Linked DNA regions of Homo sapiens: region 2 is linked to region 1. A link is an interaction called in ENCODE POLR2A ChIA-PET data of the cell type or tissue named here. Cell type or tissue: GM12878. All regions are shown on one strand. Each heading gives the region's core, and the rest is flanking DNA. Links, peaks and the distances in the headings are about the cores only. Region 1 has its middle 28 kb from the start of TSKS. Region 2 overlaps AP2A1 (adaptor related protein complex 2 subunit alpha 1).

Region 1 (2,902 bases), core at 105-2,604:
CTTATTTATACTCCTCCCTAGTTCATTTCTCAATGAAAAGAATGTTCCTGTGTACTCCCGGGGGTATATACAGGAGGAGAGACAAATGATTGCACATAACAAGTCTATTCCAGAGTTGCTACCTCCCAAATCCTTTAGATTATTTTATTTATTATTTATTTATTTATTTATTATTTTTGAGACAGTCTCACTCTGTCACCCAGGCTGGAGTGCAGTGGCATGATCTCAGCTCACTGCAACCTGCAACCTCCACCTTCCAGGTTCAGGAGATTCTCCTGCCTCAGCCTCCTGAGTAGCTAGGATTACAGATGCGCACCACCATGCCCGGCTAATTTTTATATTTTTAGTAGAGACAGGGTTTCGCCATGTTGGCCAGGCTGGTCTCAAACTCCTGAGCTCAGCTGATCCGCCTGCCTCAGCCTCCCAAAGTGGTGGGATTACAGGCCTGAGCCACCCCCCCGGCCACTTTATCTTCTCTTCTTGACATTCTACCAGGGAGGTTCTGGGATATTAACCTACTTAAATGTAGGCCATCACTGAACCCAAGTTTTGGTCCATTATTATTAGAGCTACTTACAGCTGCTCAAGCTAGCACATTAAATTCAGAATTAATACATTAATTCATTCCCATCAAACTTGACATTCCATCCTCCCTGGTCCAACACTGTTAGAATCTGTTGCTACACATACACCCAGGTTTTCGAGCTCTTTGGAAATACACAGCATCTCCATCTCCTTCTGGAGCTGAGATTAAAGTCCTGAGCTCATCATTTTCTTTATGTCATCTTCCCAGTGTGACAGAAATAGCTGTTCTGTTCCACAGCCCTCATCGCTCCCACTATATTGGTCAAGGTCAGCAGTTAGTTGATTTTCTAAAGTCTTTAAAAACAGGGTTTTTTTTGGCCGGGCACGGTGGCTCACGCCTGTAATCCCAGCACTTTGGGAGGCTGAGGCGGGCAGATCACGAGGTCAGATCAACACCATCCTGGCCAACATGGTGAAACCCCATCTCTACTGAAATACAAAAAATTAGCCAGGCGTGGTGGCACGTGCCTATAGTCCCAGCTACTAGAGAGGCTGCGGCAGGGGAATCGTTTGAACCCGGAAGGCGGAGGTTGCAGTGAGCCTAGATTACGCCATTGCACTCTAGGCTGGCAACAGATCGAGACCCCCTCTCAAAAACAAACAAACAACAACAACAACAACAGAAGGTTTTTTTTTTAGAGACAGAATTTCATTCTGTCACACAGGCTGGAGGGCAATGCCACAGCTCCCTGCAGCCTTGAACTCCAGGGCTCAAGTAATCCCCTAGCTTCAGACTCCCAATGGCTGGGACTACAGGTGTGCCCTCTATGCCTGGCTAAAGCCTTTTGTTTTTGTTTGTTTGTTGGTTTGTTTTTTTGAGACGGAATTTCTCTCTTGTTGCCCAGGCTGGAGTGCAATGGCGCCATCTTGGCTCACCACAACCCTGCCTCCCTGGTTCAAGTGCTTCTCCTGCCTCAGCCTCCTGAGTAGCTGGGATTACAGGCATGTGCCACCACGCCTGGCTAATTTCGTATTTTTAGTAGAGACAGGGTTTCTCCATGTTGGTCAGGCTGGCCTCGAACTCCCAACCTCAGGTGATCCGCCCACCTTGGCCTCCCAAAGTGCTTGGATTACAGGCGTGAGCCACCGCACCCAGCCAAGGCTTTTGATTTGTTTACTGGAACCTCATTGCAAACAACCAAAGATAATAAATAATGAATGATGGCACTACATGCAATAACTGTCATCCCGTTTTCCACCTCCCAGGATATCATCACATCATTAAACAGCTCATCAAAGAGCAAAGAGGTGAATAACCTAATCCCAGAATCCCGTCTTCAGCATCTTTTTTTTTTTTTTTTTAGACGGAGTTTTACTCTGTCACCCAGGCTGGAGTGCAGTGGCGCGATCTCAGCTCACTGCAACCTCTGCTTCCCAGGTCTGAGCAATTCTCCTGCCTCAGCCTCCCGAGTAGCTGGGACTACAGGCGCCCGCCACCATGCCTAGCTGATTTCTGTATTTTTAATAGAGACAGCGTTTCGCCATGTTGGCCAAGCTGGTCTCAAACTCCTGACCTCAGGTGCAGTTGGCCTCCCAAAGTGCTGGGATTACAGGTGTGAGCCACCGCGCTCAGTCTAGCATCTGTTTTCTGAGACCACTGGTAGAGGGAAAAGCAACTTCATCTTGGATGCTCATCTGCCATGTTGGCATCTGACTCACCCCAGCTCTGGGAAGGGCCCTAAGATTTCCAGTTTAGGCTGGGCATGGTGGCTCACACCTGTAATCCCAGCACTTTGGGAGGCCAAGGCGGGTGGATCACGAGTTCAGGAGATCGAGACCATCTTGGCTAACACAGTGAAACCCCGTCCCTACTAAAAATACAAAACATTAGCCAGGTATGGTGACAGGCGCCTGTAATCCCAGCTACTCGGGAGACTGAGGCAGGAGAACGGCATGAACCCAGGAGGTGGAACTTGCAATGAGCTGAGATCGCGCGCGCCACTGCACTCCAGCCTGACAGGTGTGAGCCACCGCTCCCGGCCAATCACCTTTTCTTTATGGTCTATAAGCTTTAGGTCTGGGGGGGTAACAGTGCAGGGATCTGCTGTCTTTTTTTTTTTTTTTTTTTTTTATAGAGTCTCATTCTGTCGCCCAGGCTGGAGTGCAATGGCACGATCTTGTCTCACTGCAACCTCCACCTCCCAGGCTCAAGCGATTCTTCTGCCTCAGCCTTCTGAGTAACTAGGACTACAGGAGCGCACCACCACGCCCGGCTAATTTTTTGTATTTTTAGTAGAGACGGGGTTTCGCCATGTTGGTCAGGCTGGTCTCAAACTCCTGACTCAGTGATCCATCCGCCTTGGCCTCCCAAAGTGCT
Region 2 (2,902 bases), core at 122-2,621, 72 kb before region 1:
GGAAGGGAGGTCCCCGCCTGGCTTCAGAATCTCCTGGATCATAGTCAACAATAGTTAACACTGAGACCTCACCTCTTCCCAGTGCCTTTACACGTAATGAAAGAATGAAATCACTTCATCCTCACAGGTGAGGACTATCCCATTACCTCATCATTCCCATATTACAGATGAGGAAACTGAGGCTCAGCTCATGAGTGGCAGAGCCATATTTGAACACAGGGGATCTTGCTCCCATATCCACACAGTCCAGCGCTCTGCACAACTGCCAAAAGCACAGGCTTTGCTGATAGGCTGAGGGTATGGAGGAGGATTTCACAAGATTCTGGGTTAGAACGGAAAAATTGTCGTAGAACCCTTAAGGGCCCAGAAAGACAAAGAAAGGGACCTGGGATGGCGCTGTGACCCCAGTGAAGCCCGGATGAATGCAGCACAGTGGTCAAGAGCTCCAACTCGGGGGCTGCACCCCTTCTTAGCTGTGCGACTCCACCTCCCACTGGCCCCTGCCTGTTTCCCTCCACCCGCCTTGTACAGTGGGGCGGGTGGGCTCCTGGAAAAGGCTACAGGAGCTCCTGTGTTGCTGCCGTGTTCGCCATGTGTATTGCTAAGAGGATCACCTGCAGCTGCACAGTTTCTCCAGGAAAATGGGGGCCAAGGCTGAGAAAGAGGAAGAGGGTGAGCTGAGTGACATCATTGTGGTCTTCAAGTTGCTGACAGCCAGCTAGAGCCCCGAGGCCCTCCCCTGGCAGGAGGCTCCCAAAACCTGTGTTCAGAGACCCCACGCGTTCAGAACTTGGGATCAGGATGTGGTGTGGCTTGCAAAGGTTAGCATGCTACTTGTCATGTCAGTGCCCCCTGTTCTTTCTCCAGAGCCAGGGCCACCAGAGAAGACAGAAGATGAGGTCTACCAGGCCCAGCTGCCCAGAGCTTGCTACCTGGTGTTGGGGACTGAGGAACCAGGCACAGGAGTGCGTCTGGTGGCCTTGCAGCTGGGGCTTCGGCGGCTGCTGCTGCTGCTGTCTCCCCAGAGTCCCACCCATGGGCTGCGAAGCCTGGCCACCCACACTCTGCATGCCCTCACCCCACTTCTTTGACTACCTAGCAGTGGGTGATGGACACAGACATGGGGCTGTTAGCGTCTCTCTGTTTATTCGCTCACAATAATACACAGCCCCTGGATGGGGAGGGGGTAGGAGGGGCTACAACAGGGTGGGGTGGGAGGGGAGGAGACATCCACTTCCCTGGCCCCTCTCCCCTCTGTGCTTGGGGGGGAAAGGGAGGGAGGGGGACTCCCCCTAACCCCCCAGAATGTAAACAGCAGCAGATGAACAAAAATAAAAATACAAAAGGCCGGAGGAAAGTCCCAGGCATCCCCCAAACCCTGGTGTCTTCTCTGTCACCAGTGGAGGTCCCCCATCCACCAAAACTGCCTCAGTCCAAGGGGCTGCCCAGTGCCGGCCACATCCCCCGGGGCAGAGTCCAGGGCTCAGAACTGCTGTGCCAGCAGCTCACACAGGTGACGGGAGACGGGCTCCTTGCTGGTGCGCAGGGTCAGCCGGTACATCTGGGTGGGGGCATTGGGGGCAGAACTCAGAGGAGATGGGGAGCCCAGGGAAGTCGGGACCCAAGGGAGATAGAAGGAAGGAAGGATAAAGGGGCCAGAAAGGTGATACAAGACACAGGAGAGAAAAATGTAAGACTGAAATCAACAGAGGCGCCAGAGAGGAAGAAAATTATAAAAGATGAGAGAAAGGTGGAAAGGATATGGAAAGGTAGAAATCAGGGAGGGACAGGAAGAGGAGAGGAACACCAGAGGTTGGAGACAGGAGATTAAACTGATAGATAAAGAGGAGTAAAAGTGGACAAAGAAATGTGAGAGGAGGAGGGTCAAAGTGGGGACGTGAATTAAAGAACAGTGAGGCAGGAAGGGTGGACGCAGAGATGACAGGCGGCCTTCCTGCCGGCCTCAGGCCTCCCACAGCAGCACTCACCTGGGCCTGGGCATTGGGCTCCAGCCGAAGCAGACAGCCCACCTGCAGGGCTTTAGTCTGGATGATCCCCGCCCCCACGAAGTTCTCAGGGTTGGGGTCCACATTGTCCAGGAGAGCAGAGCCAAACCCCAGAAGCTGGGAGGAGGGGGGGCGCCGTCAGAGTGTGCCAGAGCTGTTAGTTACCACACAGTGGCATCCCAGATCCCAAAAAACCCTTGGGGATGGGAATTGGCCCCACTTTACAGATGGGAAAACAGAGGCTCAGAGAAGCAAAGCAGCCATAGGCCGGCAAACACGCCCGCGGTCTCTCACCTTGGCCTTAGTAACTTCTGCGTCCATGGGGTGGTTGGCTTTGAAGATTTTCTGCGCCTCCTGTTGAGGGCTGGGGACCGGGAAGGTTCAAGTCAGGGACCTGGACGGCCCGACCCGCCCACCCAGAGGCGCGGCTTTGGCTCCGCCCCCTCCCCACCCCTCACAGGCTCAGCTGCTTCCAGCGCTGGAAGAAATCCTGGGCCGCCATCTCGGTGGGCTGGAAGAACTTGTTGATGGTCACTGGGAGCTTCAGGGTGAGGGCCTGGGGGGCGCCACCGTACCTGATGAGGTGAAAGGGAGGCTCCATTAGGCCCCGCCCCTCACCCCGGAGGCTCCGCCCACCGGCCGCGCCGTACCTGACTCACCGGAAGCGCACGGACAGCAGCGGGGGCGTCAGGAAGTCCCGCAGGCACTCGATATTGAGCACCTGCTGCACCTGCGCGCCGCCGTCCACCTGCGCCGCCACGCGCTTGGTCTGCACAGCCAGCTGTGCCCGCCAGGAGTCAAGGAAGCCAGACAGAGGAGGTGGGCCCCCGGGAGGTCTGGGTCAGGAACCCCAGAGCTCCCGGCAGCTCCCGCCTGCAGGTCTTTGAGGGACCCCA

The links. ChIA-PET counts read pairs that join two places held together with the same protein. Peaks named below come from ENCODE experiments on the same cell type or tissue, not always from the same donor. Only the 100,000 strongest peaks of a DNase experiment are listed, where the experiment ranks them.
Region 2: POLR2A ChIA-PET joins it to region 1 with 6 read pairs; 6 of 35 experiments call an interaction of 5 or more read pairs at or near these places.

What each region holds. Positions count from the first base shown.
Region 1 is chr19:49,733,514-49,736,415 of GRCh38, reverse strand. No RefSeq gene overlaps it. Among named protein-coding and RNA genes, the nearest start is that of TSKS, 28 kb to the left of the region's middle. RefSeq lists a silencer at 2,462-2,637. In GM12878, for the core only: no CTCF peak of the experiment used is centred there; no DNase peak of the experiment used is centred there.
Region 2 is chr19:49,805,340-49,808,241 of GRCh38, reverse strand. AP2A1 (adaptor related protein complex 2 subunit alpha 1) reads right to left here. Exons shown (of 23, transcript NM_130787.3): 19 at 2,666-2,789; 20 at 2,465-2,581; 21 at 2,301-2,370; 22 at 1,989-2,123; 23 at 1,128-1,561. The coding sequence ends at 1,484. It overlaps FUZ (fuzzy planar cell polarity protein), which reads left to right. Exons shown (of 11, transcript NM_025129.5): 11 at 868-1,376. The coding sequence ends at 1,091. Among named protein-coding and RNA genes, the nearest start is that of FUZ, 6.5 kb to the left of the region's middle. In GM12878, for the core only: no CTCF peak of the experiment used is centred there; no DNase peak of the experiment used is centred there.